Regions from separate parts of the Homo sapiens genome. Here regions 1 and 3 are each linked to region 2. Evidence: chromatin loops called from intact Hi-C (ENCODE). Cell type or tissue: GM12878. All regions are shown on one strand. Links, peaks and the distances in the headings refer to the core of each region. The heading gives the core; the rest is flanking DNA. Region 1 has its middle 140 kb from the start of LINC02661. Region 2 has its middle 160 kb from the start of LINC02661. Region 3 has its middle 11 kb from the start of LINC02661.

Region 1 (11,283 bases), core at 3,570-8,569, 310 kb before region 2:
TTCCAAGTCTTTGCTATTGTGAATAGTGCCGTGATAAACATACGTGTGCATGTGTCTTTATAGCAGCATGATTTATAGTCCTTTGGGTATATACCCAGTAATGGGATGGCTGGGTCAAATGGTATTTCTAGTTCTAGATCCCTGAGGAATCGCCACACTGACTTCCATCACGCTACCTGACTTCAAACTATACTACAAGGCTACAGTAACCAAAACAGCATGGTACTGGTACCAAAACAGAGATATAGATCAATGGAACAGAACAGAGCTCTCAGAAATAATGCCGCATATCTACAACTGTCTGATCTTTGAAAAACCTGAGAAAAACAAGCAATGGGGAAAGGATTCCCTATTTAGTAAATGGTGCTGGGAAAACGGGCTAGCCATATGTAGAAGGCTGAAACTGGATCCCTTCCTTACACCTTATACAAAAATTAATTCGAGATGGATTAAAGACTTAAACGTTTGACCTAAAACCATAAAAACCCTAGAAGAAAACCTAGGCATTACCATTCAGGACATAGGCATGGGCAAGGACTTCATGTCTAAAACACCAAAAGCAATGGCAACAAAAGCCAAAATTGACAAATGGGATCTAATTAAACTAAAGAGCTTCTGCACAGCAAAATAAACTACCATCAGAGTGAACAGGCAACCTACACAATGGGAGAAAATTTTCGCAATCCACTCATCTGACAAAGGGCTAATATCCAGAATCTACAATGAACTCAAACAAATTTACAAGAAAAAAACAACCCCATCAAAAAGTGGGCAAAGGACATGACAGACACTTCTCAAAAGAAGACATTTATGCAGCCAAAAAACACATGAAAAAATGCTCACCATCACTGGCCATCAGAGAAATGCAAATCAAAACTACAATGAGATACCATCTCACACCAGTTAGAATGGCAATCATTAAAAAGTCAGGAAACAACAGGTGCTGGAGAGGATGTGAAGAAATAGGAACACTTTTACACTGTTGGTGGGACTGTAAACTAGTTCAACCATTGTGGAAGACAGTGTGGCGATTCCTCAGGGATCTAGAACTAGAAATACCATTTGACCCAGCCATCCCATTACTGGGTATATACCCAAAGGACTACAAATCATGCTGCTATAAAGACACATGCACACGTATGTTTATCACGGCACTATTCACAATAGCAAAGACTTGGAACCAATCCAAATGTCCAACAATGATGGATTGGATTAAGCAAATGTGGCACATATACACCATGGAATACTATACGGCCATAAAAAATGATGAGTTCATGTCCTTTGTAGGGACATGGATGAAATTGGAAATCATCATTCTCAGTAAACTATCGCAAGAACAGAAAACCAAACACCACATATTCTCGCTCATAGGTGGGAATTGAACAATGAGAACACATGGTCACGGGAAGGGGAACATCACACTCTTGGGACTGTTGTGGGGTGGGGAGTGGGGCGAGGGATAGCTTTAGGAGATACACCTAATGCTAAATGACGAGTTAATGGGTGCAGCACACCGGCATGGCACATGTATACATGTATAACTAACCTGCACATTGTGCACATGTACCCTAAAACTTAAAGTATAATAATAATAATAATAAAATACCATTTTCCCATTAAAATGTTAGTTAGAGGAATGGCTAATTATAGGACATGGTCAGGAAATGTACAGGATAAGCCTTGAGTATTATGTGGTGCCAGAAATTAAGAAAATTCTTAAACAAAAATACACTGATGGGAGTGTGTCAAAGGGGCACAGGAGCCTAATGAAAGAGCTTCCAAGGGCCAAAGTGGACCAATGTGAAAAATAAAATAAAGTGGTATTGAAATATAATCCAAAGTATAAAATGAATATCCATTAATCTATAGTGATGTAAACGAATGAATGAATAAAATTTTATAATTATTATTATAAATAATATTTCATAATAAAAATAACTTATTATGGCAAAGATTTCCAAATAGTTTATGTAAGTACTATACTCTCAAGAGATAAAGCATACCATCCCACTCCATGTGGGCTGCACGTGGTAGCTTATTTCTAAAGAGTACAGTATGGAAATGAGAAAACAAAGTATAAATTTACAGTGAAAAATCCTGACCAATACTACCTTGGTCAAGGGATCAATGTCAGCATTAACAGTAAGAAGTCATGTCAATAGTATAATATTATATATATGTTATGTGATCAATATAGTACTTCTGTGACAGCCTGAAATTTGTAACTTCAGTCTAATAATAAGAAATAGATCAGAGAAATTTCAATAGAAGGACATTTGACAAGACACATGATAAGTACTCTTCGGAATTTTCCAGGCCAACAAAAACAAGGCAAGTCTGAAAAACTTTCGTAGCCAAGAGAAACCTAAGGAGACATGACAACTAAATGTAATGTATTATCTTTATTGGAAACCTGAAACAATAAAAAAGACATCAGGCGAGCAGCAAGAAAATCTCAATAAAATATAGACTTTAGTTATTAATATATCAATATTAGTTAATTCATTGTGACACATGTATTATACCAATGTAAGATGTTAACAATAGGTATAATTGGCCTTGTGATACATGGGAACTTTGTAATATCATTGCAATATTCTTGTAAATCTAAACAGTTGTATAAAAGTTTAACAATTAACTTCTAAAAATTAAAAAGGGGGCATAATATTTAGCCACTTCATCTACGAAAATATAAAAATGGCAAATAAGCACGTGAGAAGATGCTGAACATCAATAGTCATTAGGGAAATGCAGATTAAACCACCGTGAGACCACTCTATACCACTCATCAGAATTGCTAAAATTTAAAAAGACAGGGGAATCCAAATGTTGACAAGGATGTAAAGCAACTGAAACTCTCATACATCACTAGTGGCATGGCAAAGTAAAGGAGTCTGCAGTTTAGTTAACGGTATTGTATCAATGTTAATTTTCCATTTTTGATATTGTATCATAGTTACATAAGATGTTACCTTTGAGGAAATATGGGAAGGACTGTATGTACTAGTTTGGTAAATTCCTATGCCTATATTTAAAAACATAAAGTTAAAAAGAAATGCATTAAGACATTAGTTTATGCTTATTAAGATTTTATAATATAAAACTCTACAACTATTATGCAACTGGTTTAATTTTTACATCTTTTCCAGACAATACATGTTTTACATTGTTATATTTGATTATATAATTGTTTGATGTCTTTTATCTTCTAACTATGTTGGATATGTAAACATTTCTTCATAGAGCAGAATTTTAGGATTGTTTTTTCTATTTCTAATTTAAAAATGTGACTATGATCTTGATACAGATTAAATAGAATCCAGTGGATCACGTCTGTAATGCCAGCACTTTGGGAGGCCGAGGCGGGTGGATCACAGGGTCAGGAGTTCGAGACCAGCCTGGCCAACATGGTGAAACTCCGTCTCTACTAAAAATACAAAAATGAGCCAGGTGTGGTGGCGGTCACCTGTAATCCCGGCTACTCAGGGGGCTGAGGCGGGAGAATCGCTTGAAAGCAGAAGGCGGAGGTTGTGGTGAGCTGAGATTGTGCCACTGCACTCCAGCCTGGGTGAAAGAGGAAAACTCCATCTCAAAAAAAAAAAAAAAAAAAAAGAATCCAAAGATAGTATAGGTCTTTGATTTTGATGACCATTATTTGAGAAAAGTACATAGTTTTTCCATGTTTAAAATGATACAATGAGAAAATTTAAGTAATTTACAAAGAGATGAGGGCATTTGAGTAGCAGAGCCAAGTCTGGCACAAATATTTTCTTATAATGAGATTTTCTTGCTAACCTAATAAAAGTATATAGATATTTTGTTTTTATGTGTTTTATTTTGCTTAAATGTAATTATTGATAACTTTCCAGTTTTTATAGGATTTTTAAATTTGATTAGAAAATTGATTTCTAAATTTAACAAATTTTAAGAAAGGATGTCAAAAGAGGAGAAAAAATTGTTTTATTATAATTTTATAAGAAAATAATTAAAAATTAAGATGATTAATATTTTATGGCAAGTATTTCTGCTTAAATGTTTTACATGCTTAAAAGGCACAAGGGAAAAAGAGAAAAAGGCACAAGGGTTATATGAATTATTTTAATTCTCATATAAGTCTTTGAATATTTTACTGCAATAATTTTCAACTTTCAAATGAATAATGGAGTATTAGAAATGTCAACAGCTAGCAAGATCAAGATTATACAGTAATTTTGAGATTTATAATTCAAAGCAGATTTACTTTATTCTTAGTTACCATATTTTACTATCTTGCTATTCATACAAAGTAGATAAGATGGTTAGAAGATACCCTGAGAGTATCAGTAACAGATTGTGAGTGGTAGGTTTTGAATTTTTTCTATTTTCTCAAACTAGATGAATAACTTGGGTAAAGCCTTGCAACTAACATTTTCTTGGATTTCTTCATTTATTTTGTGGCTCTGTAGTATGGGCTGATAGTTAAAAATTCATGTTTTTATTGAAGAGGATAGTGTCCTGTAGGAGTGAATGTCTTGCCCAAGGTCACTAAGTAATGCACCAGCTGAGAATCTCAGCTTGTGTCTCAAATATGCATAACGATGGATGCTCAGCCTATCTCAGCTGTGGATCAGCATGTGACCCCACTTTGATTACAAGCAGTTATTATTTTCTTCATACAAATTCTTTTCCTTCTTTCTTTAATGAGAATGGTTTTGTTAATATTGTTCTGACATGTCATCTATTATAGTGCCAATTATTCAGGGAGAGGTTTAAAAAATATTTTGTTCCAGATGGTTTCATAATTAATTGGTTTATTATTTTCGCAGATGTTGGAAAGGAAACTTCAGGGTGCAAACCAACAACATCATGGCTTTTTTATTCATTTTGTAAAAACAATTGTGTCAAGTGTCACTGGAAGATTCTGTGGACTATGAGTCAAGCATGTTGTGATTTTATAAGCTGCATCAATTATTTGGGATATAAATTGATATTGTTGCTTTTTTGGGAGATAGCTCTTTGAATATGAATTTAGTAGTAGTCCCACGTTAAATGTCCCTTCAACTCAATTTTCAGAAAAGTCATGTGATTACTTTCTTTTGCATTTTTGTACTATTTGATGGCTTTGAAAGTACTTAACCATGATCTTTGGAAGAAAGCCAGGCAGATACTATTATCCTCAGAACCACATTGAGGAAACTGAAGTTCAGAGAAGTAATTTATTAAAATGTCATCCAGCTCTCCAATAAGTAGTGAATTCAGCCTCCTGATTCCTAATCTAGTCCTCTATACATTATTCTAATACTACAGCATCTCCTGGATGTAAGATTTCTAATATAGATACAGGTTAAATATGTCCTACACTCTCTGAGGGCCACTCACGTCTGCAGAAATACAGAAGATTGGTCTTCTATGGATCATCTTCTAGCTAGTTCTCAAATACTTTGGTTTTATGAAAGGAGACATGAGAAGCTTTTCACTGAAAAGTTCTTAATTTTAGAATTTTAGATGGGTCATAGAGGTCATGAAATTCAACAACGCATCCCAGCTAAAAAGCTCTACTATACCCTTGCTGACATATATTTCCTGCCTTTGATGGAAAGTTTTTAAGGATGGGGTGATATATGTCTACTTTTTTTAAATTTCTGGGTTTGAAACAAATTCTTCTTAGAGGAAGTCAATATTTGTTTTACTCTAATTATTGTCTCAGGTTTGCCAAGTGCATGGAGCAGATCTATTTGCTGTGTGGCACAATGGTTGAATTAATTGATTTAATATTTCATTTTGACTCAAATGATCTTCCTGTAAATCTTCAGCTATTGATACTATTGCTTTGTCTTTGCCAGATCTTTTTTTCTAAAAATACCTTGACTCTCTAGTGAAATACCATATCAAAAGATTTCTAGGTTTCTCATCTGGCTGGTCATTTTCAGTTTTCACTAAACTTAAAATTCTTCAAGATGTGTGAAGCCATAACACCTCCCCAGAGTTCTGCTAATAGCTGAGGAGTAGTTGAAGTAGTTGTGATGCTTATGATGAGAAAGGATGGAACTTATTTTGGGTAATAATGCAAAGATGGCTGCCAAGAGAATCACATTTCAGCAAGTTCTTAGTTGCTTTGCTGTTTTATACATCAGAAAGAGAAGGTAAAATCAGTACAGAGATGTGGAATGAATGTAGAGAGAATGACTGAGAACTCTGCTCTTCCTTAAAGAAAATAATTAAATTGAAGATTCTGGTCAGTAAGAGAATTCGTACTCAGGAGTGACAAATCCCTTGGTTAATTAATAAAAAAATAAATTGAGGTATTGTATTTAAGAACAGTTATATAGCTCATTAAACACTTCTTGGGAAACAGACAAAATAATACTGGAGAATAATTGCATTCTTAGGGGCGCAAAACCCAGCGGAAGTCCAACCATCTATATTTGAGGAACAAACTGATATTGAACTGTAAGTGCCTCCACTCTTCTCTAAGGGACCTCTTGTTCCTGATAATGATATTATAATTACAAAATATAAGAATTGTGACAAACCATAATTAGAAGCGCTATGACCTGAAATTCAGTTAGCTTCACTTTCAGTTTAAGTCTCGGGTAGAGAGTGGGCATGTTTAATGCAGTAAAGATGAAACCACAAAGGGAAATTTTTGGGTTGTACTGAGCACAGAGGCTAGGGATCTTTTGCGGTATTGAAGACCTATGGAAATCCTCACTGACTGTGGTACGTAAATTATGCTTCAGGAATTGCTCTTGCTCAATATTTCAACCTGATGCCATTGCCACATGGAAGGAGATCTGTGAGGGAGCAGCCATTTTTATCTTAGGATCTGAGACTAGAAAAGTTGTCAAGATAAGCAACTTATTTTAGTGTGATTCTGTTTTAGAAAAATATGTCTTGAATTTGGATACTGATATGAAGCAATTAGCTAAGTGGTAATTAATTTCAAAATCGATTTAAGATACCAATAATTATTCACAGTCAGGAAAATAGAATTTGGTGTATGTTCTTATTATTTGTACTGAATATAATCAGGATCAATGATTTAAAGTAAAAATATGGAAAATTCAGAAAAAAGATCATAAATATGTGATATATATATCTCATATACATATATGAAGGAAATCCTCAATAATCGTTTTTCCTCTGTAGACTCTTCATTTTTGTTCTAGGAATATCCCTAGGTGCTTTATCTAGAGCTAGATTTTATAAAATTGGTATTCTACAATGTCCACTATTTGTAAGTTGTTTTCTCACTTAATATTGCACAAATATTTTTGTTATTAAATATTATTCTAAATCTTGATTTTCATTTATTTTTATTTTTTGAGACGGAGCCTCGCTTTGTCACCCAGACTGAAGTGAAGTGACACGATCTCAGCTCACTGCAACCTCCGCCTCCTGGGTTCAAGTGATTTTCCTGCCTCAGCCTCCTGAGTAGCTGGGATTATAGGCGTGTGCCATCACGCCCATCTGATTTTTGTATTTTTAGTAGAGATGGGGTTTCACCATGTTGGCCAGGCTGGTCTTGAACTCCTGACCTCTGGTGATTCACCCACCTCAGCCTCCCAAAGTGCTGGGATTACAGGCGTGAGCCACCGCGCCCAGCCTAGATCTTGATTTTTAAGGATTGTGTATCATATCTCCATTTTAAAATATTGTAACCCATGATGCCCTGTGGGTCTTGGGGTTTTTGCTCTTCTAAGCATTCTATGTTCATAAATATTTATTGTATTTGTAATATATATGCAACATAAATTCCGATTTATACAAATACATTTATCATAATAAATGGTATGAGTTTTTAGGCTTTCAATATATTATAAATGGTCTATGTCTATGCTCCATAATCAATAATATGTATTAACATTAAAAGTAAAGTTTGGAAATTTATAACATAGTATGTCATTTGATGCTATAATAACCTGTGCCTCTACTACAGCAAGTAGATGTCACTGATATTAAGATTTCTCTGATGTTTGATGCTGGCAGCTAATGTCCTGGATCAGGAAGTTGAATGTTGAGTTCAACCAAGAGTCTCTGACATTGGCTTGCCGCACAATCTTGGACAAGTTTCTCCATTCCTGTTCCTTAGTTTTCTCATCTGTAAAACGGAGGTAAGAATAATCCCAACCATTTGTACCTCATCATCAAGAGATGCTATGAAAATAATTGAGATCACCTTTCAAATCCTTTTCAGACTTCAACTACCTGCCGAAGGTCTGTGTATAGTTTAATACCCTTGTAGTGTTGTTTGTGACAAAATAGGAAATGTTTATGTTTATGTATTTAAAAAATCTATCATGTTACTAAAATCCTAACAAAATCTAAGACTGGAAGTAGTTTGTGGTTTACATGCCACATCCTCTGCTAAGGTTTTCACATGCAAATAACTACAAAATATATATTCTGACTTTCATCCATCATTTAGACAAACATACAGAGCCTATGAGAGAATAAATAAAAGTATTTGATTAAATCAATGGATTAAAATTTATAATTTCATACAAATACATGATAAAACCAGATATAAATGGTTTTTAATATGTTACTTTTAAGAATATTTTTACTTGTTGAGTTGAAGTTTAAAGCTTAGAAGAGTCTTAGACATCTTTCTTATTCTCTTATTTTCTTTCATGCATACTGAGACAGAAAAGAGGAAGTGAAAGAAATGAAAACTAGCTCTAGACTTTAGGTTTCCTGATTCACAGTTCAGTGCTTTTCAAGCAACAGATTTTGCACTTTGTGCAAAAACTGATTAATCTCTTTTCCAGAGGAATAACTAAATGTATGATGGCATATATAAAAGGATATTCCACTTATTATACTTCACAATTCCAGAAAACTGAGAAGAACCTAAAATTTCCTGAGTAGGAGCTTTGTAGAGGAAAGCTGAGTTAAGAAAATCAATGCAAGATTATATAGCCATTAAAACTAAAGACATATAAGTTCATGTAGTAACTTCAAAGTATGTCCATAATATATTATTAATTGAAAAGGACCAGACCACCAAACAGCAGGTGCAATTGCAGTATTCTCTGTGTATAAAATTGCAGATGTACATTTTATAGATACATACAGTTTCCGAATGATGTCTGAAAGAATGTTCAAAATGTCCACAGTGGTTATAGTCAGGTTGTGAAACTCGGGGTGACTTTTTAAAAATTTAAGTGCTTATTAAGCAGAAATGTCACTATACTTGGTTTCTTGCTTACTGTTCATAGTTGGTTTATTTACTTTATTACTGAAGAACCTTGTTGGGTAATACCATCTACTGCCTTATGAACATAAGAATAAGCAGTTCTAACATAATATTTCTAGGAAGTGAGTTTTTCTTAATACTTTACTACCAATGATTTCTGTATTTACATATATAGCATTATTAAACTGTATCAAAATGTAATAAAATATATAAAATTCATTTAGGGAATATTTTTTCATATTTTTTAAAAAATATTTTTTCAAATTGTCATTAATTGGATTCATGAGATGTGGTTTGCTTTTCTACACAATTTCTGCCAGTCTTAGTGAATCTATTTTATGTTTGATTTCACAACATTCCAGCTGAAGCTCTGCAGAATATCATTTTGGAATTTGCATCCCTGCTATAATCCAAAACTCATGTATGGCTTCATTAAGCTTCTTATCTTTATTTTTTTTCTATCCTTTGAGAGAATACACAGAGCATCATATCTCAGAGTTTCCCCATGTCAGCATTCAAATCCTTCACTCCATTATCACAACCATAGATGGAAACATTGTCCTTTGGCTTGATGAAAGTAGCATTCTCTTTCTTAGAATGGGGTTATTCACAGAGTGCAGGGGGTTAAGGCTGATTATAGTACATGAGCCTGCTAGATTCCTGCAGCCTTTGTCTTCTCCACCATCAGTTGAGTGCAGAGCAGCCCATTACACAGAGATTCAGTCAAATTGGGTTTCATCTGCTCCCCACTCTCTTGATGGTAGACCTCTCCTCTAGGTTGACCTCATGGAGTTTTCTCACATCTTGCTCACCTCTGAGGTCTGGCTTCAGGCCTGTGCTTGAAACTTGTCACTGCTTCTCTTTCAGGATCTTTCTCCACATGTATTTTGGGATTGTCTTGCTATTGCATTTGGAGTAAAAAGGAGAGACTCCACATAGCATCGTGTAGGTAATTACCCTGACAGTCCACCTACCACAGTCCTGGTTGTAAGTGTATCATGTTAGCAAGGTAGATATGATGCCAAACTCTTCTGAGGAATTCTCGCATCTCCTGAGGTGCTGCCTAATAAAGGGTGAACTGGCGTTTTGGTCATGTCGCTTTGGTGAGTTTTGACAAATTCAGTTATAAATGTCACTGGGGCATCCGTAAGATTATCCTTCAAGGGCAGATTGTCAGGCATAAGCTCCCTATATGTGATCTCTAACATATGACAGTGCTGTGGAGTCAGAGCTATCTGCTTTGGTACTTGGCTGACTTGCTGCTCTGTAAAATGCTTGTGCTGGGCCATGCTGTGAAAGAGCTATCTCCCTTCCATCATTTCCATTACCATTGAGTCAAACCCTGGGTCTGGACTCATGAGGAAGCTACGCTGTTAGCTAACACTTTAATAATATGAACTATATTGGGGCATGTGGCACATACTGTGTTTACACATATATCATTTCTAGCTTTGAGGTGATTAAAAGGAATTTTCAGTGTACAGAAATTCTCAGCCAGATTTTTTCCACATAAATTCTCAGCCAGTTTTTTCCCCACAATCCTGACTTAAACTGGATTACTAATCCCTGATCTTAGCCTGAGTCCAGGAAATACTGTATTTCTTGAAATGAATGTTTCCTTGATGACATCATCATACTTTCTTTTGACATGCTCCATGAGGACCCCACCCTTGGAGATAGAGATCTTTAACGCTTTTTATATTGTTTGAATTATTTATAATAAATTCCATCTGGTCTTTTTTCTGGCTGGATATCTTTTATTTCATTTATTAATTCTGTAATTTGTAATTTTGCATAGGTAAGTGATACTGTTTCTGTTTCCTTCCTTTCTTTCTCTCTTCATTCCTCCCTCCATCTTTTCACTTTCTTTCCTTCCCCTCTCTCCTTCCTTCCCTCTCCCCTCCCTGCTCTTTCTTTATTTCTTGCATTTATAAGCATAGGCCTTATGGGACATTTTCTAAAGTTGTAGCACACTTGTAAAATTAAGAGTATGAGAGCTCAAAAACCGCTTCTTATAAATAAATGTTATATTAATATCCTTGACAGATAATGTTCTCTGATTTAATGGAATTGATCATATTTTTAATGTAGGAATGGCACAAGAG
Region 2 (11,283 bases), core at 3,788-8,787:
GATGGCTCCATTTGAAAGCAGATGCATTTTGGGCATTTCTTGAATTTTGGTCGATAGATTTCTTTGGTCATGTTGATTTTCACAAACAATACGTTATATTTTGAAAGGACAGGACTAAAAGAAACATAATTTTACTAAAGAAAAAAACTAAGGCAGTGATTTATTTAGGCCATACCTCTGGTCAATGGATAATACCAGAAACTGAGCAAGAGAAGAGGATGGGGAAGGTCACTGAAAAGAATTTTACCCAAAAAGGTGGGAGTAATACATTACAATATTTTGTAGCCTGCATAATGATAATAACAGAAATGTACCTAATAGTAAAGCAAAATGGAAAGTGTTCAGGTATTGTTTATGGCAGGAATGATGTGACTCTTGCATTAAATTCGTATTTGACTTTCGGAATACAAAACACTAGACGAGAGCTTTACTTACACCATTATTCCAATAAATATAAATGTTTTAATAATACATGCGTGTATTAAATTGTGTTTCAGAGATCTCATGTTATTAAAGGAGAACAGATTGCTTTATACAAACTTGTCATATTTCATATGAGGTAATTAATGGGAGACCTATCTTGGTTAAACTGTAATGTCTCACAATTTGTTTGTGCCATATCTGAGCCAGGAATTTGGTTCTCTTTATTCCTACAGCACAGAGCTTCCTATCCTACATGATTGTCTATTGTAATGCCAAATTACAAGCAGTAAGTATAATATTGTATTTTTATTTAAATGTTCATTTATTTTTGTAGGACAGGGAATAATTGAAAACAAACACATACACGAAAATACAATTTAAACAAAAAGACTTGCTCTGATTCCACTATTGCAGGCTGTGTCTATTACATGTTCTAAGTCCTTTAAATTTAGCTAGTCTAATGCAACTCTATAGTCACAAGGCAATATTGAACAAAAACCATACTTTTGTTCACCAAACATAAACTGTGAATGTGCCCAACTGTGTGCTGGAAAACAAGATGAATCCTGAGGACAAATAAATATCTTCTCTGTCTGCCAGGACAACACTCATGATGAAATCAGCATAAGGTCTAATGTTGATTGGGAGCTACAACTTAAAGAAAGATCATTAGAAGACCTGGGTTAGAACCTGATCTACTATATACTATGTGATTAATTTTGTAAATAATTTTGTAAAATTTAAGTACAAATTTGTAAAATCCTAGAAGGTCTTGGGCTATTTCTCAAATTATAACCAAATCAAACAAAGGGAATAATTAGGTGAACAATGGAGAATAGAATTGCCTCACTAAAATTTGTCCCATTTTTGGTGAAAAGATCTTAGTCATAAGAAAAAATTAAATAAAATGATGCAATTAGAGAATTGTTTTCTCAAATAGTTCAGAAACAATAAAAAGATTGTAAGGTTATCTGGAGCTGGGATGCATGCTTCACTTTCTATTATAGCTTCCCAAGAACTGAATGCTTATTAAGTCTTGATTTTCCGTTAAACATCTATTACATATTAAACTTCAGAGAGAGATAAACCACTGTAGAGGACAGGGAGCAATGTTAAGAGTCTTGGTTGGCAGCAACATGTCAGAAAACGACAGTTCACATTAAGGGGAATGAAAGTTTGAAGAAATTTTTAAAGTCACTTACATCACTGGATATCTTTACAAAGTTAGTTGCTATGTGCAGAAGAAAGATGCTTGAAACCAAGAATTCACAGAAAGTGGAAAAATCTAAATATGTTCACTCAGTCCTCAAATTCAGGGTTTAGGTTTTGGCCCAGAGCCTATTTCAATGTCTTATTTTAATTGACAGTTTTACTGGATCTGCAAAGCAATAAGATTCCAGAAGGTATAATTCATTGAAAGAAATCACGATCTATAATGATATATGATTTATCCATTCACATTACTGAGCTATTTAGAGTAAATTATCTATGAGATAATGTCATTAGTTTAACAGTGGCTGCAGTTGGTTTTGTCAGTATAATTTTAAGCCGTATAAAATTTTTAGAAACATATTTAAATATATATGTGTGTATATATATATAATTATATAATAATATATATAATTATATATTATTATATATAATTATATATATTATTATATATATTATATTATATATAATTATATATATTATATAATTATATATTATACAATATAATATATATTATATATATAATATATAATATTATATATGTAAAATATATTATATATTATATATAATATATATAATTATGTTATTTATATAAAAATAATAATATATGTATTATTTTTTTAGATGGAGTCTCACTGTGTTGCCCAGGCTGGAGTGCTGTGGCATGATCTCAGCTCACTGCCATCTCTGCCTCTTGAGTTCAAGCGATTCTCCTGCCTCAGCTTCCCAAGTAGCTGGGATTACAGGCGCACGCCACCACGCCCCGCTAGTTTTTGTATTTTCAGTAGAGACGGGGTTTCACCATGTTGGCCAGACTGGTCTGTAACTCCAGACTTCAGGTGATCTGCCCACCTTGGCCTCCCAAAGTGCTGGGATTACAGGCCTGAGCCACCATGCCCAGCCAATTTCCATATATTTTTTATACTGGGATTTCAGAGAGTAATTTCCTCTTCATGTGTAACCAGTTATGTGAATTAAAACAGATTCAGCCTTCTTTTACGGTTGTGAAAAACTGTAATTCTTCCTCTCAAGTTCCCCCTTGGAAGGAGGGATATTTCAGGCTCAACATTGTCCAGTCTGACCATCGTTAGAGAGAAAGGCCTTAAAATGTATTTTCTAAAAGCTTTTCTATAACTAATCAACTTAAGTGTCAGTTGGGTGTCTGAGATCTGTAAGACTTTGAGATTATTGCTCCAAATTCCATAGGACACTAATCTCTTTCTTCTTAATACTGTTTTTACTAAGATTCAAGCATAAGGGGCTTATATCCAAGGGGATTTTTCCTAAGAAAATGTAAATATATAAATATATGTACAGAAATTATTAAGAGTAGAAACATTTGAGGAATAGTGTGTCTAATAGCATATACTCGGTGTTTTCCCCATGAGTAAATGAAAAATGTTCAACATATATGAAAAGAATAAAGTGAAAAGTAAGATCTTCAAAGAGGATTATTCGCTGCTGGAAAGTAAGTAAAAAGCATCACAGAAGAGGCCAGACTCTCTGGCTCATACCTGTAATCTCAACAATTTGGGGGGCCAAGGTAAGAGGATCACTTGAGCCTAGGAGTATGAGACCAGCCTGGGCAATATGGCAAGATCTTCAAGACCTTGGCTCTACATAAAAAAAAAAAAAAAAAAAAAAAAGCACGCTGAGCATGCTCCTTGCTCCTCTGGTCCTAGGGAGACTGAGGTGGAAGGATTGCTTGAGCCCAGGAAGTAGGGGCTGCAGCTGTGATTGCATCACTGCCCTTCAGCCTGGGAGACAGTGCAAGGCCTTGTCTCAAAAAAAAAAAAAAAAAAAAAAAAAAAAAAATCAAGGAAGAGGACCCTTTTGCTTCAAATAAGCAAAAAGAAAAGAATAAAGTGAATTTGTTTTCCTATATGGTAATTGTGAATTTTTCTATTCCATAAGGTAATAGGGTCATAAATGCTGCTAGCTGATGAGGCTGGGCCACTGCAACACTTAGGTGACATATCCATTAGTTGCAGGTACTGCTAGAACCAGTGTTACTAGTACTGCCACCATCTGCCAGTAACTGAGAACCAACACTCTTCCCAGTACTGCACCAAGAGGAACCTAATGCATATTTCATAAGCTTTCTAGGTAGATAGATGTCCATGTTCCATGGAGTGGTCCACCATTTGCTAGCTCTATGTCCTTGTGATATTCCTTTATTTTCTCTACTTCTCACTTTTTCATGTGTAAAATGAGTCTCCTGGTGCTATTCATCTTATAGGTTGTTTTCAGTACAGTTGGTCTCTGACATACCATGTTTTGACTTACAATTTTTCAACTTTACAGTGGATTTATCAGGACATAAGTCCATCATAAGTCAAAGAGCATCTCTATTATGTAAAGTGTGTATCACAATGCCTAGAACACAATAAGCTCTTGGTGAAGAGTTTTCTATTATTATTCTTTTTAGTGTTTTCGTTAATATTGTTGTTAGTTTCTCTTTCTTACCTATGAAAACTACATGAGAGATACAGGACTTTGGTGACTTGAAAAGCTAAATCACTAAATAAGTGTCATCATAAAGAATGATATCCAGAGAAAGGATTATGAGAAGATGGTAGAGTAGGAAGCACCAGGAATCCATCTACTCACCTACATAAAAATTACAGTGGAAGAATCTGTTTGATGTAAATATTTAGAACTATTAAAGGCTTTCAACTTCCAGAAGATTTTAGTTGTATATTGTGATTAATTTTGTTCAATTGCAGCTCTCAGTGCAGTAGCAACTACCTGTCTATCTGTAGCCACCGCCTCCCCAGCCTCCCACTCCCTACTCCTCACAGTCATAGAGGAGGGCATCCATTGTCTGTTGCACCTGCCCCCATTTGTTGATTGTTGCAAGCCCCTCCCCTCTGGCTGAAGTGACTTCCTGGAGGTTTACAGGGCCAGTGATTTTCATTTTCACTTCATGTTCTCTTTTTTCCTTTATGAGAGTCAGACATTGTTAAAGATTAAGATATTAAAAAGCAACCACATATGTGCAGAAATTAGAAAGCCACCACAATTGCTCAAGGAAAGGTGCAGGCTCAGCAAAGACCTAAACAGCCTCAAATTTATACCTCAAGTTCATCATCAGCACAGAGAAAACCAGCAGCACAATTAAATTTTTAAAAAAGCAAACATCAAAAAAAAAAAAAAACATCCAAGTGAAAAAGAATAAAATTGGACCCGTAATTAACACCATATATAAAAATTAACTCAAAATTAATGTAAGACCTAAATATAAGATCAGAAGTGATAAAAGTCTTAGAAGAAAGTGAAGCACAGGGCACATCTTTATGTTGAGAATTCCTAAAACCCAAGAACAAAAACAAAATAAAATTTATAAATGAGGAAGATACTTGAGTAGACATTTCTCCAAAGAAGATATACAAAGGATCAAGTATTAGGGACATTAGGCACATGATTAGGGAACATCCCTAATCATTAGGGAAGTAGAAATCAAAACTACAATGGGATACCCTCTCGCACCCATTAGAACGGCTGCTATCCGAAACAAAAACAGATAAAAAGTGTTGGTGAGGAGGTGAACAAATTACAATACTTGTGCATCGTTGGTAGGAATATAAAATGGTACAACCACCGTGGAAGGCAGTATGATAGTTCCTCAAAAAATTAAAAATAGAATTAACATAAAATCCAGGAGTTCCAGTTGAAGGTATATACTCAAAAGAATTTGAAGAGATATTTTGAAGAGATATTTGTAGAATTATATTCACAGTAACATTAGCTAATACGTAGAATCAAACCAAGTGTCCATTGACAGATGGATGAATAAGTAAAATATGGTACATCCAATGGAATATTATTTAGCTTTAAAGGAAGGAAATTCTGGCATGTTTACAAGATGGATGAACCTTAAGGACATTATTCTATGTGAAATGAGCTGGCACTAAAGGACAAATGCTGTATGATTCCACTTGTGTGAGGTATTTAGAGTAATCAAATTCATAGAGACTGTGGGTAGCAAGCCACCCAGGTGCCGAGGCAAGAGACCGAAGGCACAAGCTGTTCCAGTATAATAAAATATATAGAATCAGAATAGTTATACTAGAAATAGATTATAGATATGATTATGAATATTATTAATAATTAGTTTGTAGCATTACTCTTTACTCCAATATTATAGTAATATTTCTTCTACAATTATAACCTAGGAAAAACCAGGCCATGCAGAGATAGGAGGTGAAGGGACACGGTGAGAAGTGACCAGAAGATGAGTGTGAGCCCTCTGTTATGCCCGGGCAGGGCCACTAGAGGGCTCCCTGGTCTAGCGGTAACACCAGTGCCCGAGAAGGCACCTGCTACTTAGCGGACCTTGGTCTAGGGATAGCACCAGTGCCTGGGAAGGCACCCGTTACTTAGCAGACTGGGAAAGGGAGTCTCCCTTTCCCCGGGGGAGTTACAGAAGAATCTGCTCCATCACTTCTTGTGGAAGGCCTGACATCGGTCAGGCCCACCCACAGCCATCCGGAGGCCTAAACGTGTCTCTGTGATGCTGTGCTTCAGCGGTCACGCTCCTGGTCCACTTTCATGTTCTGCCCTGTACACCTGGCTCTGCCTTCTAGATAGTAGTAGCAGAATTAGTGAAAGTATTAAAGTATTTGATCTTTCCGAGAAATACATAAAAGAAATAATGATGTAAGCTGTCCCCTCTCTCCACCTTGGCTACCAAATAGGGAAGGGACCCCTGTCTGGTAGACACGTGACTCGCATGACCTTACCCATCATTGGAGATAACTCACATTCCTTACCCTCTTGCCTTGTATACAATAAATAACAGCGCGGCCAGGCATTCGGGGCCACTACCGGCCTCCGTGCCTTGGTGGTAGTGGTCCCCCGGGCCCAGCTGTCTTTTCTTCTATCTCTTTGTCTTGTGTCTTTATTTCTATGATCTCTCGTCTCCATACACGAAGAGAAAAACCCACAGGTCCTGTAGGACTGGACCCTACAGAGACAGAAAGTAGAATGGTAGCTTTCCAGGGCTATGGGAATGGGGAAATCGGGAGTTATTGTTCAATGAATATAGAATTTCAGTTTTCCAGTTGAAAAGAGCTCTGGAGATGAATTGTGGTGATATTTGCACAACAATATGAAGGGACTTAGTATGACTAAACTGTACACTAAAAGATGGTTAAGATAGAAAATTGTAGTTTATATGTGTTTTGCCACAATTTTTAAAAAATGAAAAGAAAAAAGAATCAGATCCAATTTTGACTTTTGGACTGTGCTATTTGTACTTCTATGGTAAAGTGAATGGTACTCCTGACTTAGCAGATTTCAGACATGTTTAGAGAAGATTTTTACTCATCTTTGTATCACATGCAGTTAATAATGAATAAATAATATTCATTCAACAGAAAGTTATTAAACACTTTCTAATGTACTTGACACTGTGCTGAGTAAGACATATCTTCTGAGATATTTGCAACATTTTCTGTTCTTTAGATTTATTTTATAATTTTTATTGAATTGGTTGTAATGATGCCCATTTATTTTGTTATATTTTTTAACTCAAGAAAGTGTTGTTTTACTTTATTTTAGTTTACACTTTTGGTTGTTGCTTTTGATTCATTTAGTTTTTGTTGTTGTTGTTGTTCCAGGACAGCATGTGTGTTGTCTCTGCCATACACTTTCCATCTTTGTATTCATTATTCTAATCAGTTTTTTAATCTTCCTATATTGAGGAAACTGAAATTGTATCATTTGTTCCTAATCTTCTGCAGCATCAATGCTGCTCTTCAGTGCCTCCAATGCTAATTTATCCATTTCCTACTAGTCTTTTGTTACTTGTGTACTTTACCCACACACACATCTTTCCTTTTATCTTGTTATACCTTTTCTTCTTTTGGATTTCAATTTTTTTAAGCCATGTGTACTCATAATTCCTAAAATTCGTATTAGATCATATTATTTTAGTAACCTTTCCAATAATGTTCTTTTTCCTGATCTACATGATTCCCCATTAGCCTTAATTTCTTTGTGTTTTCTCTTTCCTCTGCTTCATACAAGTGAGAGCTATCTGGGCTTGATTTCTGTAAAGAGGCTGATGATGTTTTTTGGCCCCTTTTATGTCTATTTCTGTGAAAATCAAATTCCTTAAGAGCTCTACAACTTAAGGGAAGATTCATGTGCTCAGGCAACTCTTTTGATTCCCACTTTATAGGTGATGAAACTAAGTCACTAAGAAACTTTCCCAAGGTTACACAACTGGTAAGCAGTAGCAGTGAAGTCAGCAGTGAAACCCAGGCAATCTGTCTTCAGAGTCCATGACATAAACCACTGTGTCAAATACTTCCTGGTGCCTTTTCTTTTAACTTTTGTCAATGTATACTATAATCAGAGAAGAACACATACATCTTAAGTTTACAGCTTGATAAATATTTACAAACACAGCACACCTATACAGTCAGCTTCCAGAATATTACCAATTCCCAGTCTCTACCATGCCCGTGAGATTTACCATTGTTCTACTTCTTTAATAGAAAAAAAATAGTTTCACCTGTTTTTGTACTTTTATACAAGTAGAAATAACAGTATTTATTGTGCCTGGTTTCTTTCTTAAACATTACGTTAAGTATATCCATTCAATAATTCCTTTGCTATAAAGTAATGGCATTGTAGGAATATCCTGGGTATGTATTAATATATTCATTGTAATGCCGATGGACATATGGGTAGTTTCTATTTGTTTTTGTTTTTTGGAGGGAAGGGGCTATAAAAATATTGCATTTTAGTTAACATTTCAGATGTGCATATGTCGAAGGGTGGACTTTCTGAGTCTTAGGATAGTCCATTGCTCAGCTCTGTTAAATCATCCTGAATAATGTTCCAATGTGGCAGTGCCAGTTTAACTCAGCTACGGTGTGTATAAAGCCTTTGGTTTATTCACACTCTCAGCTGGTATTTTATAATCAGTAGCTGGTGTTTATCTTTTCAAGTAAACCAGGTTTAATATGTGTTTCCATTATATCTAAAGAACTTAACATCTTTTCACATATTTATTAACTATCTTGGGATTCTCTTTCTTTTTTTCTTCTTTTCTTGAGACAGGGTCTTGCTCTGTCACCCAGGTTGGAGAGCAGTGGTGTGATCATAGCTCACTGTAGCCTTGACCTCCAGGGCTCAAATGATCCTCCCACCTCAGCCTCCTGAGTAGCTGGAGCTACAGGCATGCACCACCAAACTTGGCTAATTTGTTTATTTTTTTTTTGTAAAGACGGGGTCTCGCTATGTTGCCCAGGCTTCTCTTGAACTCCTGGACTCCAGCAATCCTTTCACCTCAGCGTCCCAAAGTGCTGGGGTTACAGGCATGAGCCACTGGCCCTGGCCACATTTTGTTATCTGTTTCTTGTGAAGAGCCAAGACTTGTCCATTTTTCACTTGGGTTCTGTGACCTTTTCTTATTGACTTGTAGATGTTCTTAATGTTTTCCGAATACAGTGCCTTTGTCATTGCAGTTTTTGCCATTGAAAGTCATACAAAAATGTAATTACTTTTGCACCAACTTAATATTTTTGTCACTATGTTCTGCTAGCCTATAGTTTCCCTTTTCACTCTTATTAGTGTCTTGTGAGGACAATATATTCTTTTCATTTTAGTAAATTTTTATTCTTCAGTTTTTCTTGTTACAGATTTTATGTACTGTTAAGTATCTTTATGTATATCAAAATGATATCCTCCATTATTTTTCTATAAATGTTTTTACTGCCTTTCCATTCATTTTTAAATTTGACCGTCTTTGAAACTGATTTTGTGTATGAAGTGAAATAGGGATCTAGATATATTTTATATCAAATATATACCTAATGGAGATCTTTTCCTCATTATACTACAGTTCATCTTCTCCATGACTCTCAGTGGAGTTACAGGTGTAGCTGCTTTCTAGATTCTGTGTCATTGGTTGTTACCTATCCTTGGGCCAACATTATGACATATTTACCACAGATTTGAAGTACTATTGCTATTTGATCCTGTACATTCTTCAGCTTTCTTCTTTTGCTGCTTCAACCTTGCCTTTGGTAATCTTGGATTATTAAATTTATATTTGAATTTTAGAATTAACTTGTTAATTTCTACAGTGACTAATGCATGCACACACACACACAAACTACTGATATGTACTGAATTTACAGATTAATTCAGGGAGAAATTGTATCTGTACAAATGGAATCATTTAAGCCATAAACATTTTGTAGCCCTCCATTTCATGTGTTTCCTTTGTGTTTTTCAGGTTCTTTCAATGATATTTTTAGTTTTTTTTGTTATAACGTAGAACTGTTACATACCTTATGAGATATATATATATATATATATATATACACATATATATAATTACATATTTCTAGATGTTTGATGATTTTTAATGCTTTTGGAAATCACAGCATTTGCAATTTCTTTGATGCTATTATAAAGAGTGCCATTTATAACTCTATTTTCTAGTTGTGTATATAGAGTCAGGTGTGAAATATTTAGTTAACCATGTATTCAGTGACTTTGACAAATAGACCAATTAATATTAATACTTTGCCTGCAGATTACTTTAGGTTTCCTAGATAAGGAACTTTCTACCATAGTGTGATAATTGTAATTTCAAATTGTAATTTCATTTCATTTTTTTCCTACTTAGTAGAGAATTATTATTTTCTTGTTTTATTTCACTTGTTGGCACCTCTAGTACAATATTTTTAAAAAGAAAGTTGAAATAGATAGTAGAGATTTTTTTCTGTTTCCTACTCTCAAGGGAGTTCAATATTCCAATATTGTGAGTGATCACAGGTACATGTAAAGTGGTGGAACCTGGACCTGGTTGTATGTGTCTAAGGATGGGAGTCTATTGTTTTATTCTGTCTTCTTTCCTACCACTTAGCTTCTGCTTGGTCTCCATCTCATTTTTGGCCAATCATTCTCTGGCTGTGCCATGAACATTTTCAGCATTGGTAGTCAAGCAATTCTTTTTCTCTGCAATGAAGTCACCAAGCTGGCTTCTATGGAAGGACTCCGAGGGTATTCCTTTCAAGAGGATGGATACCCAGTATGAAGGTCTCCAGGTCAAATTGAAAATTTGTTCCTAGAAAAAGTGATGCCCAAGACACAACATATACTCTTTCTAAGGTCTGGCAGCCCTCCCAGGGTCCACCAGAGTAATACCCTTATACCCAAACACACTTTCTCACCCAGGGCCACCCAGCCCTATGTCCTCCACTGCTTCGAGTTTCCTGGGGCCTTCTCTTCAGATGGTGTGAAATTTATGTTGTGAGAGTTTCCCAGCTTCCTGGCTTTCAGGATATCTTCTGATTTATTTTATTATTTGAGCAAGAATGGCATCTTCAGCCTTAATTATTTCCCTAGACTCTGGCTTCTGAAGGAATTTCTATCTTCAACTCCCATATATTTTTTTTTTCTGAGTCCTTGAAATAGTCTGTCCTAGAATCATCTGATCTACTGTACAACATCTTCAGGTCTAGTTTTTGCCTTATTCAAGCCAACAGTTCCTCTCCTTAGTAGAATTAACGTAAAATGTGAAAATGAAAAGGAAAATACTTTGTAACATGTATATGACTTATGTTCTGAGAAGAGGAAAAATAGCTAGCAATTTTTAAAATTCCACTTCTTCATAGTTTCTCATTGTTT
Region 3 (11,283 bases), core at 3,389-8,388, 150 kb before region 2:
AATAGTACCATGAGGCATGGCCTTTGAATGGTGTGGCTCTGCCTTCGTGAATGAGATTAGGCAACTTTATAAAAGGGCTAGATGGAGGAAGTTCATCCCTTTTGCCCTTCTGCTTTCTTCCATGTGAGGACACAGAATGGGTCCCCTTTTCCCTTTTTGCCTTCTACTGTGTAAAGACATGGCATTCCTTTTGTCTGGATGACTCAGCTTTCAAGGTGTCATCTTGGAAGCAGAGTATTCCTCACCAACAGAATCTGATGGTGCCTTGATCTTGGACTTCCCAGCCTCCAGAATTATGAGAAAATAAATTTGTAGGTTTAAAAAAATAAATTTTTGTTCTTTATAAGTGTGTCTTAGACATTCTGTCATAATAGTATAAAATCAACTAAGAAACCCTCTTTTCTCCTCCTTCTTTCTAAATTAATCACTGACTCCTGTTGATCATACATTTATTTATTTTCACAATATGTCACTCTGCCTACACCTCCACCTCCTACGTACATCAGCACACACATGCATACTCACACATTAAAAGATTTGTCACCTGCTATATTTCTTGGCTGGATACTACAACAGCTTTCAACCTTCTTTCTCTGCCTTCAGCCTTACTGGAGCCAGTGTTACCAGCTGTAAACACAACAGACCACTCCTGATGTAATATGTCTGCTGAGGACTGGGAAGAAAACGCCATAGGCCTCTATCCATGCTCTATGATCCAAGGGCTTTGGCTGGGGAAGGGGTGAGTTGAAAGTCAGGGTTGAGTCTAAGCTGTGAGTTTGCTAAGACCTCCAGACGTATTTTCTGCCTTCAGAAATCAAGATTGTGGCTATACCAGAGCATTAACTTCCTCAAAGTAGAGGCAAATCCTGGGTTGTCAGAATAGTACTTACTAGTGTCATGTTAATGCTGGGTGAGAATGAAAGCAGAGATTGTATATTCGTTTAGCTAGAGAAGAGGCAGAAAAAAGAAAATGCCTGAAAAAGGCAAGTCATTCAACCTGGGGCCATCTGAGGGCTATTAGGAAACTCTTTTAAAATTATTTTCATCACCTACTTATCCTTGGTGACTGAAATTCCACATAAAGATTTATTCTTCTGGCCTAATGTACTGATTTCTCTCTCTCTCTCTCTCTCTCTCTCTCTCTCTCTCTCTCTCTATCTATCTATATCTATATGTATATATATATATATAGAGAGAGAGATATCTCTATTTATCTATCTATATATATGCCTTTCTCATATATATACACACACACATATATATATATATGCCTTTCTCTCTCTCTCTCTCTCTCTCTCTCTCTCTCTCTCTATATATATATATATATATATATATTCCCTGAGAAAGGCGATATATTTTGTGAAGTTATTCCTTAACTTTTTATCTTTCCTTCCTATCTTCCCACTGGCCTTTTTTTTTTCTCTCTCTCTCTCTCGCTTTTTTTTTTTTTCTTAAATTCACTAACAATTGAGCACCCACTCTGTGTTACATAGCCGTGAAGAAGTTAAATAGCAGACCATTCAAGTGGAAACTCGAAGTGGATCACTTTGGGTGTCCACTTGGCATTAAAGACTGATGTCCAGAGGTGCAAAGGGGCTGATTGAGGATTAGAGGCACATTAGTATCTGATTTCAGGGTTTCTACGTCCAGTTCTGCATTTTGATGTTATTGCTCTTAATTCTCCCACTATGAACCACCTTAGTTTAGCTCACTAAACTAAGTTTATTTTCAATATTTGCCCTATCTTTGTTTCATATATCTATATTTAACAATATATCTGTATACATCTATATATTTCTTATCTGCTACATATAGATAATAACTGTAAAAATAAATACAATAAATACAGTGAAAATAAAATAATGTTATCAAACCTAACTTGACATAATAGCTCCAAACTGAGACTTTGCCTTTATTAAAACAAAATAATTAAAATAATTGTAAAGGACAAACTTTCTTCATTTAGGTGATTCAGTTCACAGCAATGGCTTTTAACCTTTATTACCCATTATCATCACCTGAGGAAGCTTTTAAAAATTGACTTATGCGTAGGGTTCCAGAAAGTCTTATTAAATTGGGAGAATAATCCTGGCATTAATCATCTACAAAATTTCTCAATTAATGATAATTTGCACAGTCAGGCTGGGGCACTGCTAGCTCAGGAGCAAAGACCCCAGATTCTAGGATCAGACTGCCTAGGTTCAAATCCTGCTTTATCACTGTGTGACCTTGGTCTTTTACTTTGCTAAGCTTCAACTTTCTTATCTGTAAAATAGAAATGAATATGTATCCATGTCATAAGGCTGTATGAGAATTAGTTGAGTTAATAAACAGAAAACACAGAACAAAGTCTTGTATATGATAAATGTTAAATGGGTGTTTAGTTTCATTGTTATTTTTATCAATGTTTGGGTTCTTGCAGCATTTGAGGTTATCTTGAATGCACAGAAAGACATAATTTCCAGACTTTGCAGCAACAATCCTTTGCTAATGAATTTTCCCCAAAGTAGTAAAAATACACAGTAAGTACTTTGTGACAGGGTGATGGGAGGCTTACAGGAACCATGCCTGTATGTTCTCCACAACCAGCTATCATGTTAGAGTCCAGTCAGCATAAAGGTACCAGACTCTGGAACTACAAGAGATAAGTCGTACCAGGTTGATGGGAGATGGGAATAGAAAGAGTAAAAGGTGAGAGTGAAAGAAAAACACGCCTTCAGTTTTCTTCTACTAAAAGCTAAAGATAAAGAAAATAAAACAACACAAAACAAAACAAGAAGAAGGTGGCTACTACCACTGTGTGAATGCAACGGCTCCTTTTCTTCCTCCCTCCCTTCATTGTTTCTTTCTTTCTTCTCATTTCTCCTCCCTTCCCTTCTGCTTTTCCCTCCCTTGCCAACCCTCCTCCTCCCTCTCCCTCTCTGTCCCTTGCCTACCCTCTTCCTCCCTTCTCCTCCTCCTCCTTCTCCTCTTCCTCCTTCTCCTTCTCCTCTTCCTCCTTCTCCTTCTCCTCTTCCTCTCTCTGTTTCTCTAAAGAGAATAAACTTTCTTTATCTGGGTCACACGCCAGGGAGTTGATCCTGAGACACAAGAAAAAGTGAGAAGCACAGAATGAGCTCTGTCTGTCACTGAACTTGGTCTTGCAGATCCACACTCTAATACTCATTGAGGTTCCTCAGGTCCTCATGCTGAGCATGAAAGGTTATCAAGTACTCAGTTCTGACCATTTGAAAGAGGTCAAAGTCAGTATTTGGAGAGACATAGTAGTTTGTTGTGACACTTTCTCCAAGGTAGATTCTTAAGACTGTCTCAAGATGTATTATACAGAGAAAGGAGCGTTAGCCATAAAAAAGAATGAGTTCATGTCCTTTGCGGGGACATGGATGAAGCTGGAAACCTTCATTCTCAGCAAACTAACACAGGAACAGAAAAACAAACACTGCATCTTCTCATTCATAAGTGGGAGTTGAACAATGAGAATGCATGAACACAGAGAGGGTAACATCACACACAGGTGCCTGTTGGAGGGTGGGGGTGCTAGGCAAGGGATAGCATTAGGAGAAATACCTAATGTAGATGGGTTGATGGGTGCAGCAAACAACCATGGCACATGTATACCTGTGTAACAAACCTGCACATTCTGCACATGTATCCCAGAACTTAAAGTATAATAAAAAATTTAAAAATTAAAGAAAAAATGGAGGCCATAGTTTGGATATACCCCAAGGCCAACTGCTCTAAACCAGGTAACCAAAACATAAGTCATTCTGATTTCACTGGAATGCCAGCTCTAATCATAAATGAAATAAAAAAAGGAAGTTATAAGTTCTTATAAGCATGATTCAGTGAAATTAAGACAGTCAGCTATAGACAGAGCAGCTTAAACAGTCGGCTTACCTAAAAAAGAATGCTTAATGGACTTGGTGCATTGGCTCATGCCTGTAATCCCAGCACTTTGGGAGGCCAAAATGGGAGGATCACTTGAGCCCAGGAGTTCACAACTAGCCTGGGCAACACAGTGAGACTCCATGTCAATCAACAAAATTAGCCAGGCATGGTGATTGGTGCTCTAGTCCCATCTACTCTGGAGCCTGAGGTGAGAGAATTCTTTGAACCTGGGAAGTTGAGACTGCAGTGAGCTATGATCTTGCTCTTGCATGCTACATGCTAGCCTGGGTGACAGAATGAGACTCTATCTCAAAAAAAAAAAAAAAAGAATGCTAATATGTAACACACAATGCTAATGTATTTTTTAAAAAGGTCAAAATACATTCTCCCTTATTCGCTGTGATCTGTAACTGCGTAACTGCTGTTAGCAGGCTTCTTACCACTTTTCAGTTCGTAGTTTTTCAGTTCTCAAACTGTTCTTTTATATGTGCAATAAACTAAACGTCTTTAATTTGGCCTGATTTGACTTTTGATAGAAAAAATTACTTTTCAAATTGATATACTACTTTAATGTATAAGATACCACAGCACATGTATGTAATATCTCCCATTCTGGGACCCTGTGAATTGGTTCTTATCTAATTATTATTTTTTAAGGTATTTATTAAGATATAATTCACATACTATAAAATTCATCCCTTTAAAGTGCACAATTCAGTGATTTTAATATATTCACTGAGTTGTGCAACCATCACCAATAATTTTAGAACATTCTCATCACCCAACAGAAAACCCCTGTACCATTTGCAGTCACGTTCCATCCCCCAGTCTGAAGCAACCAATCAGGCATCCTCTGTCTTTACAAATTTTCCTATTCTGGACATTTCATACAAATAGAATCAAATAATATGTCGTCTTTGGTATCTGGACTTTTTATTTATCATGATGTTTTCAAAGTTCATCCATGTCGTAGCATTTATCAGCATTTCATTATTTTCAAATGGCCAAATAATCCTCTGTCATATGAATATACCGTTTTGTTTATCCAGTCATCAGTTGATAAACATTTGGGTTGTTTCTACTTTTTGGTTATTATGAATAGTGCTGTTATAAATATTCCTGTACAAGTTTTTGTGTGGACATATGTTTTCATTACTCTTTTTTTAATTTTTATTTTATTATTATACTTTAAGTTTTAGGGTACATATGCACAAATGCAGGTTTGTTACATATGTATACATGTGCCATGTTGGTGTGCTGCACCCATTAACTCGTCATTTAGCATTAGGTATATCTCCCAGTGCTCTTGATTATATACCTAGAAGTGAAATTGCTGGGTCATAGAGGAACTCTATATCTAACATTTTGAGAAACTGCCAAGCTGTTTTCTAAAGTGACCACATCATTTTATAGTCCTACTAGCAATGTATATGAGTTTCAATTTCTTCCCATATTCAGCATCACTTTTTAATTTTGGCTCTTTTTGATTATAGCCATCCTAATGGGTATAAAGTAGAGTCTCCCGTTTGTCAATCATGGCTATGATGCTAAAATTCTCATCTTCCTTTTTTTAAAGTAAGTTTTCTAATACAGAGTTCCTCCTAAAGAAAGCCCTGTTCCCCTTGGCATGTTTACAGTGACTCTCACATAAAGGGAAAATTAATACAAACATACTGGACATTTTCCATGGGATGGGACCTACATTAAGCGTATATTATCTCACTAGATCTTCTCAACTGCTGTTTTGGATGGACAAGAACATACGACCATGGTAGTCTATTATTCTAAAAAGTTATTGAACAAAACATACCTATTTAAAACCCCAGTTGTAAAACCTCAGTGTCCCCAACCGTCTTGATTTCCCCAAATAGGTTGTTCCATTTCTCTCATGAGTGCCCTTTAAGTATTTCATATTACAAAGGGAATTATTTTTCCAGTGACCTTGGCACACTGAAAACACCCCTGGCAAGCTCATTTAAGCTCACAGAACACCAGAGGAAGTAGTTAGAGAGAAAGCAGGTGGCTTCAATATACTACTTTGGCTTTCAGCTAGTAAGTGCTCTCCACATAACTCCTAATCAATGAGTTTTTCAGCAAAAGGTAGGTTGAGGGGAAGAGTGTTAGTGAGGAATGAGAGAGACTGATAAGTATTTGAGGATTACATCACCCAAAATGAAAGACAAACTCATGAATTGAGTAGACAGAAGATTTGACTCACTCAGTTGCTCTATTGATGTAGCCAGATTATTTTCTTTCCTGAAAGTTGCACATAAGAGAATAATCATCTAAAAGATATTCTTATTGTGTACTTTTATTCTGTAAATGTTCAAAAGCCAATATGTGCAAAACCATTTAGCAAAATGCCACCATGGGGTTCATAGTTTGTAATTTTAGAAAAGCAACCAAAGGCTGCTGTACCTCATAAATTATTCAGTAAGGAGGTTTGAGTAAGATTGAAAAGTAGAAGTAAAACCTACACTCCCAGCAGGCGAAATATTGTTTGACATTTTTAATCATAATGAAACATACGACCTAGCGGGGCAAAACTAAAACACATTTGCATGTCAAAGAGTAGGTTCCATTTAATTTGTTTAAGTTTCTTTGTTAGCATTTCTGTTTCTTATGAAATATCGTCAAGGTTATGAAGAATATAATAAGTATCTAAATGGTTGAGAGATATGAACACAGATAAAAACAGCTGATTTTCTGGCCAGTCTTTGGAAAGTGAGAAATTTGTATGCAAGAAGCCATTTCTCCCCTTTGCTTCTTTAGTGCAGTTTTATTGCATTTTCAGAAGGCAAGAAAAGTAACCAAAGTATCGGCCAACTTACATTTATACAATGTTTTGTCTCCTGACTGTGCATACAATTAAGGACTTATACTCTTTTTCACATTTTTTGCCCTTACCTCAGGAAAAATGTCATGACAGCAAACCCTTAAGTTTAGGGGTTTACTTAATCATTTTATCCCTGTCTTAAAGGGAATGGAAAGGAGTTGGGCCTGTGATTTAGAGGAAAATTGAATTTCACAAGTTCAGATTTAGAGTTGAGGCAACTTGAAACCTAAATTTTTCTTATCCTGAAAAGCTTTAAGATTATTGAAGAAAACAAAATGAACAGACAAAAAAAAACTCTTTCCACATATATAATCAATTTTTTTAATTTTGTGATAGGTTTTTATTTCTCATTGAATAAGCTGAAAAGTAACTTTAATGGCTAGTGAATTGATGTAAAGGAACACACATGTTTTCCATTGATTTTCCTCTTTTTAATTAATGCCATAATTTCTAGTTGAGAGAAGACTGAGAGAAACTGATTGATGCTTAAAAAGATATTCTAACTTACCAGGAAATCATCCTGAGAACCTGTGGTTAAATGATTCAGTTGGCTTAACAATGTGTGGAAGAGAGAGTTTTGCAAGTGTTTACACTTCACAAAGACTTTCCAAGAGTTGGATTTTGTTGAGCTGACCTTTAATGCACAGAAGAGATGTTAGGATTGGAGACACGTGGGTATGGCTCTGTGTTTGTCTGGGTCTATTCTCTTGACTACTGCTTCTAGTAAGGTTGGATGTTCCTCCAGGTCTGGGACAGAGCATGACACCTTTGGTTCTATAGCCCCAGTGTCTGACATTTACTGGAAAATCAAATATTTGAAAGAGTAAATGTGTAACTGCACAAATGAGTGAATGAAATGAAATTATGGCTAAATCTGGTCTCTTGGAAGGAACAGTGTTTCTTTGCATGTGATGGCATTTAAACGGATTTATGCAGTTGAATACTCACAGATAGCCCAGTCTAGGGTATGAGCCACAGGCCGTTTACATAATTTGAATGAACTCATAAATGAGTTTATTTTAAAGGGGGACCTAAATATTAGTTGTTTTGCTGCAAAATTAGGTGAAATCACTCTTAATTTCCCAAATCTGTAATTTCTCCTACCAACCTCCTTCTCTCACGAGCCTCTCTTACAGCAATTTTCCCAATTCTAGTGTCCTCAGTTTAGCTGGATCTCCAAACCCAATCCTGTCTCTGTCTTCTTCTTGCTATTTTGTTTTGGGTGAGTTACCTAATCTCTCCTAACATAAATTGTTCATTTGTAAGAGGAGGTGCAAACACACTTCTCAGTGTTATGAGGTTTTAATGCAATCATAGATGTCTTTTACTGAGTACATAGAATCTTGTACATAGATTTGATCTTTTCACATAGTCCCATATTTCTTGAGGCTTCGTTCATTTCTTTTCATTCTTTTTTCTCTAATTTTGTCGTCCCACTTTATTTCATTAATTTGATCTTCCATCACCGATATCCTTTCTTCCACTTGATCAAATCAGCTATTGAAGCTGGTGTGTGCTTCATGAAGTTCTCGTACTGTGGTTTTCAGCTCCATCAGATCATTTAAGCTCTTCTCTACACTGGTTATTCTAGTTAGCCATTTATCTAACCTTTTTTCAACATTTTTAGCTTCCTTGCGATAGGTTAGAACATGCTCCTTTAGCTCAGAAAAGTTTGTTATTACTGACCTTCTGAAGCCTACTTCTGTCAACTTGTCAAACTCATTCTCTGTCCAGTTTTGTTCCCTTGCTGGCAAGGAGTTGTGTTCCTTTGGAGGAGAAGAGGTGTTCTGGTTTTTGGAATTTTCAGCTTTTCTGCTCTGGTTTGTCCCCATCTTTGCGGTTTTATCTACCTTTGGTCTTTTATGTTTGTGACCTACAGTTGGAGTTTTGGTGTGGATGCCCTTTTTGTGGATGTTGATGCGATTCCTTTCTGTTTGTTAGTTTTCCTTCCAACAGACAGTCCCCCTCACCTGCAGGTCTGTTGGAGTTTTCTGGAGGTCCTATCCAGAACCTGTTTGCTTGGGTATCACCAGTGGAGGTTGCAGAACAGCAAATATTGCTGCCTGATCCTTCCTCTGGAAGCTTTGTCCCAGAGGGGAACCCACATGTATGAGGTGTCTGTCAGCCCCTCCTGAGAGGTGTCTCCTAGTCAGGCTACATGGGGGTCAGGGACCCACTTGAGGAGGCAGTCTGTCCATTATCAGAGCTCAAACACTGTTCTGGGAAACCACTGATCTCTTTAGAGCTGTCAGGCAGGGATGTTTAAGTCTGCAGAAGCTGTCTGCTGCCTTTTGTTCAGGTATGCCCTGCCCCCAGAGGTGGAATCTAGAGAGGCACTAGGCCTTGCTGAGCTGCAGTGGGCTCCACCCAGTTTAAGCTTCCCTGCCACTTTGTTTATTATACTCTATGAGCATAGTACTGCCTACTCAAGCCTCAGCAATAGTGGACAGCCCTCCCCCTGCAAAGCTCCAGCATCGCAGGTCGAACTCAGACTGCTGTCCTAGCAGCAAGAAAGGCTCTGTGAGCATGGGACCCACCAAGACAGGCACAGGATGGAATCTCTTGGTCTGCCGGTTGTCAAGACCATGGGAAAAGTGCAGTATTTGGGTAGGAGTATACCATTCATCCAGGTACAGCCACTCATGGCTTCCCTTGGTTAGGAAAGGGAAATCTCCCAACTCCTTGCACCTCCCAGGTGATGCGATGCCCTGCCCTGCTTCTGCTTGCCCTCCGTAGGCTGCAATCACTGTCCAACCAGTCCCAGTGAAATGAACTAGGTACCTCAGTTGCAAAAGCAGAAATTACCCGTCTTCTGCATCAGTCTTGCTGGGAGCTGTAGACCAGAGCTGTTTCTATACAGCCATCTTGGAAGTGATTCCCTCCTTTAGTTCTTTGAGTATCTTTAAGAGAGCTGTTTTAAAGTCTTTTTTTATTAGGTAAATCTGCTATGAAGTCTTTCTCAAGGATAGTTCCTCTTTTGTGTTTGTGTTTTTTGTTTCCCTGTAAATGGGCCACACTTTCCAATTTAATTGTATGCCCCGTAGTTTTGTTGTTGTTGTTGAAAACTGGACATCTGAACTAATAATGTGGCAGCTCTGAAAATCAGATTCTCCTCTTTCTCCAGGACTTGTTGTTTTCAATTTCTGTAGGCTGTCTCTGTGCTGATGATCAACCTGAGGTGTAAACTTAAATTCTCTTCAGGTGTTTTCTGAGCATGAGCCTTTGCCTGGGTATGCACAGTAATTTTTAAAATGTTCCAAAGTATGCAGTTGCTTTTCAATGTCCTAGTGTAGTTTGGCTCCACAAAGAAGAAAAAGAGAAAAAGGAAAGTGATAAAAAAAAAAAAGGCAGTGGACATTTCAATCTCCTCAACGTCATTCAACGGAAGGGAATTGGGTTTGTTTTAATGGGGGGGTGTGAAACAATAATAGCTGCTCACCTCTGGCTTAGGCCTCAGTGATTAGAAACAGCAATCAGAGTTCAGAACACAGATCCCCAATATTTAGAAGACAGGTCTTTATTGCTGTCCCACACCCCAGTTCCTACGATATGCATGGAAGCTGCTTCAGGAGCACATGCACCGGTGCCTGCCATGGGGCTGTGCATGGGGAAGTAGTAGCTGCTGTTGAGCTAAAAGCTGAAATTGACCAAAGTTAACCACAACTGAGTGTTGAAGCCTTCTCTTGGAAGCTTCAAGGCTTTAATAGACTCCATAGATCCAAAACAGTCATATAAGGCAGATTCTGCAAGCTTAATTGTTATGTAAGGGGGAGATAGATTCCTGGTGCTTCCTACCCAGTCATCTTCCTAGACTCCTCCTCTTGGCCTTCAGTTCTTAGTCTTCTTATCCATGTAGTTTAATAATGGTTTAACAATTGCTGTGAGAATATGTGCACATATTTATATTTACTTATGCTCTTTATGATACTTCTGAGACCTATGAGCTAGAAATTGACTTATGTAAAGTGGCTTACGTATTTCCTTTGGAGAAAAGAATGTTTTGGCTCATTTCAAAGTGTTGCATGCTCTCTAAGGAAAAATGCAATGTTTCTATACATATTTTAAACGAGTAAGAACCACAAAATTGTCTTACCTGTTCATGGAAATAATTGAGTTACTAGTTATTGGAGTACTCTGTCCCATCACCTTTTTTTCTTCTGAATTGTGAGAGGGCTTGATTTAATGGGCCTGACTTTAGACATCGGAGAATTCTAATTCTATTTCTCCTCTTACTAGTTTGGCAATTTGGGAGAACTATTAACATCTCTATATCTCAAGTCTGTATTTGCTAAAATGGGAATAATAAGAACTAACTCAAAGGCATATTGTATACATGGTCAGCAAACATACAAAATGAGATGAAGTATAAATATGCCTAGTCCCTAACTGGGCTTCAGCAAATGCCAGTTTATTTCCCTCCTTGAAGCTGAACTGGGCAGCTTGCTCTGCAGTACAGAGTTGCCTAAAATAATGCAATGATGAGACTTGAATACCAGGTCAGTAGCCTGCCAAGCTCTTTTTTCTAATCTCTCCTACTGATTCTTAAATATGGCCCAGAT

Evidence for each region. Hi-C counts contacts between places; a loop is a spot of excess contacts. Peaks named below come from ENCODE experiments on the same cell type or tissue, not always from the same donor. Only the 100,000 strongest peaks of a DNase experiment are listed, where the experiment ranks them.
Region 1: a loop joins it to region 2, with 2.9 times the contacts of the local background. A loop is called at or near these places in 1 of 110 quality-filtered maps.
Region 3: it touches region 2 in a loop (3.0-fold over the local background); 1 of 110 quality-filtered maps calls a loop at or near these places.

Annotation. Positions count from the first base shown.
Region 1 is chr10:108,847,731-108,859,013 of GRCh38, reverse strand. It overlaps the pseudogene MAPKAPK5P1. Among named protein-coding and RNA genes, the nearest start is that of LINC02661, 140 kb to the right of the region's middle. In GM12878, for the core only: no CTCF peak of the experiment used is centred there; DNase peaks (open chromatin) are centred at 6,633 and 8,329; H3K4me3 peaks cover 896 bases.
Region 2 is chr10:108,539,331-108,550,613 of GRCh38, reverse strand. No RefSeq gene overlaps it. Among named protein-coding and RNA genes, the nearest start is that of LINC02661, 160 kb to the left of the region's middle. In GM12878, for the core only: a CTCF peak has its summit at 5,915 (motif pointing right); DNase peaks (open chromatin) are centred at 4,504 and 5,893.
Region 3 is chr10:108,692,054-108,703,336 of GRCh38, reverse strand. No RefSeq gene overlaps it. Among named protein-coding and RNA genes, the nearest start is that of LINC02661, 11 kb to the left of the region's middle. RefSeq lists an enhancer at 1,777-1,946. In GM12878, for the core only: no CTCF peak of the experiment used is centred there; DNase peaks (open chromatin) are centred at 6,046 and 6,386; H3K4me3 peaks cover 356 bases; H3K27ac peaks cover 1,611 bases.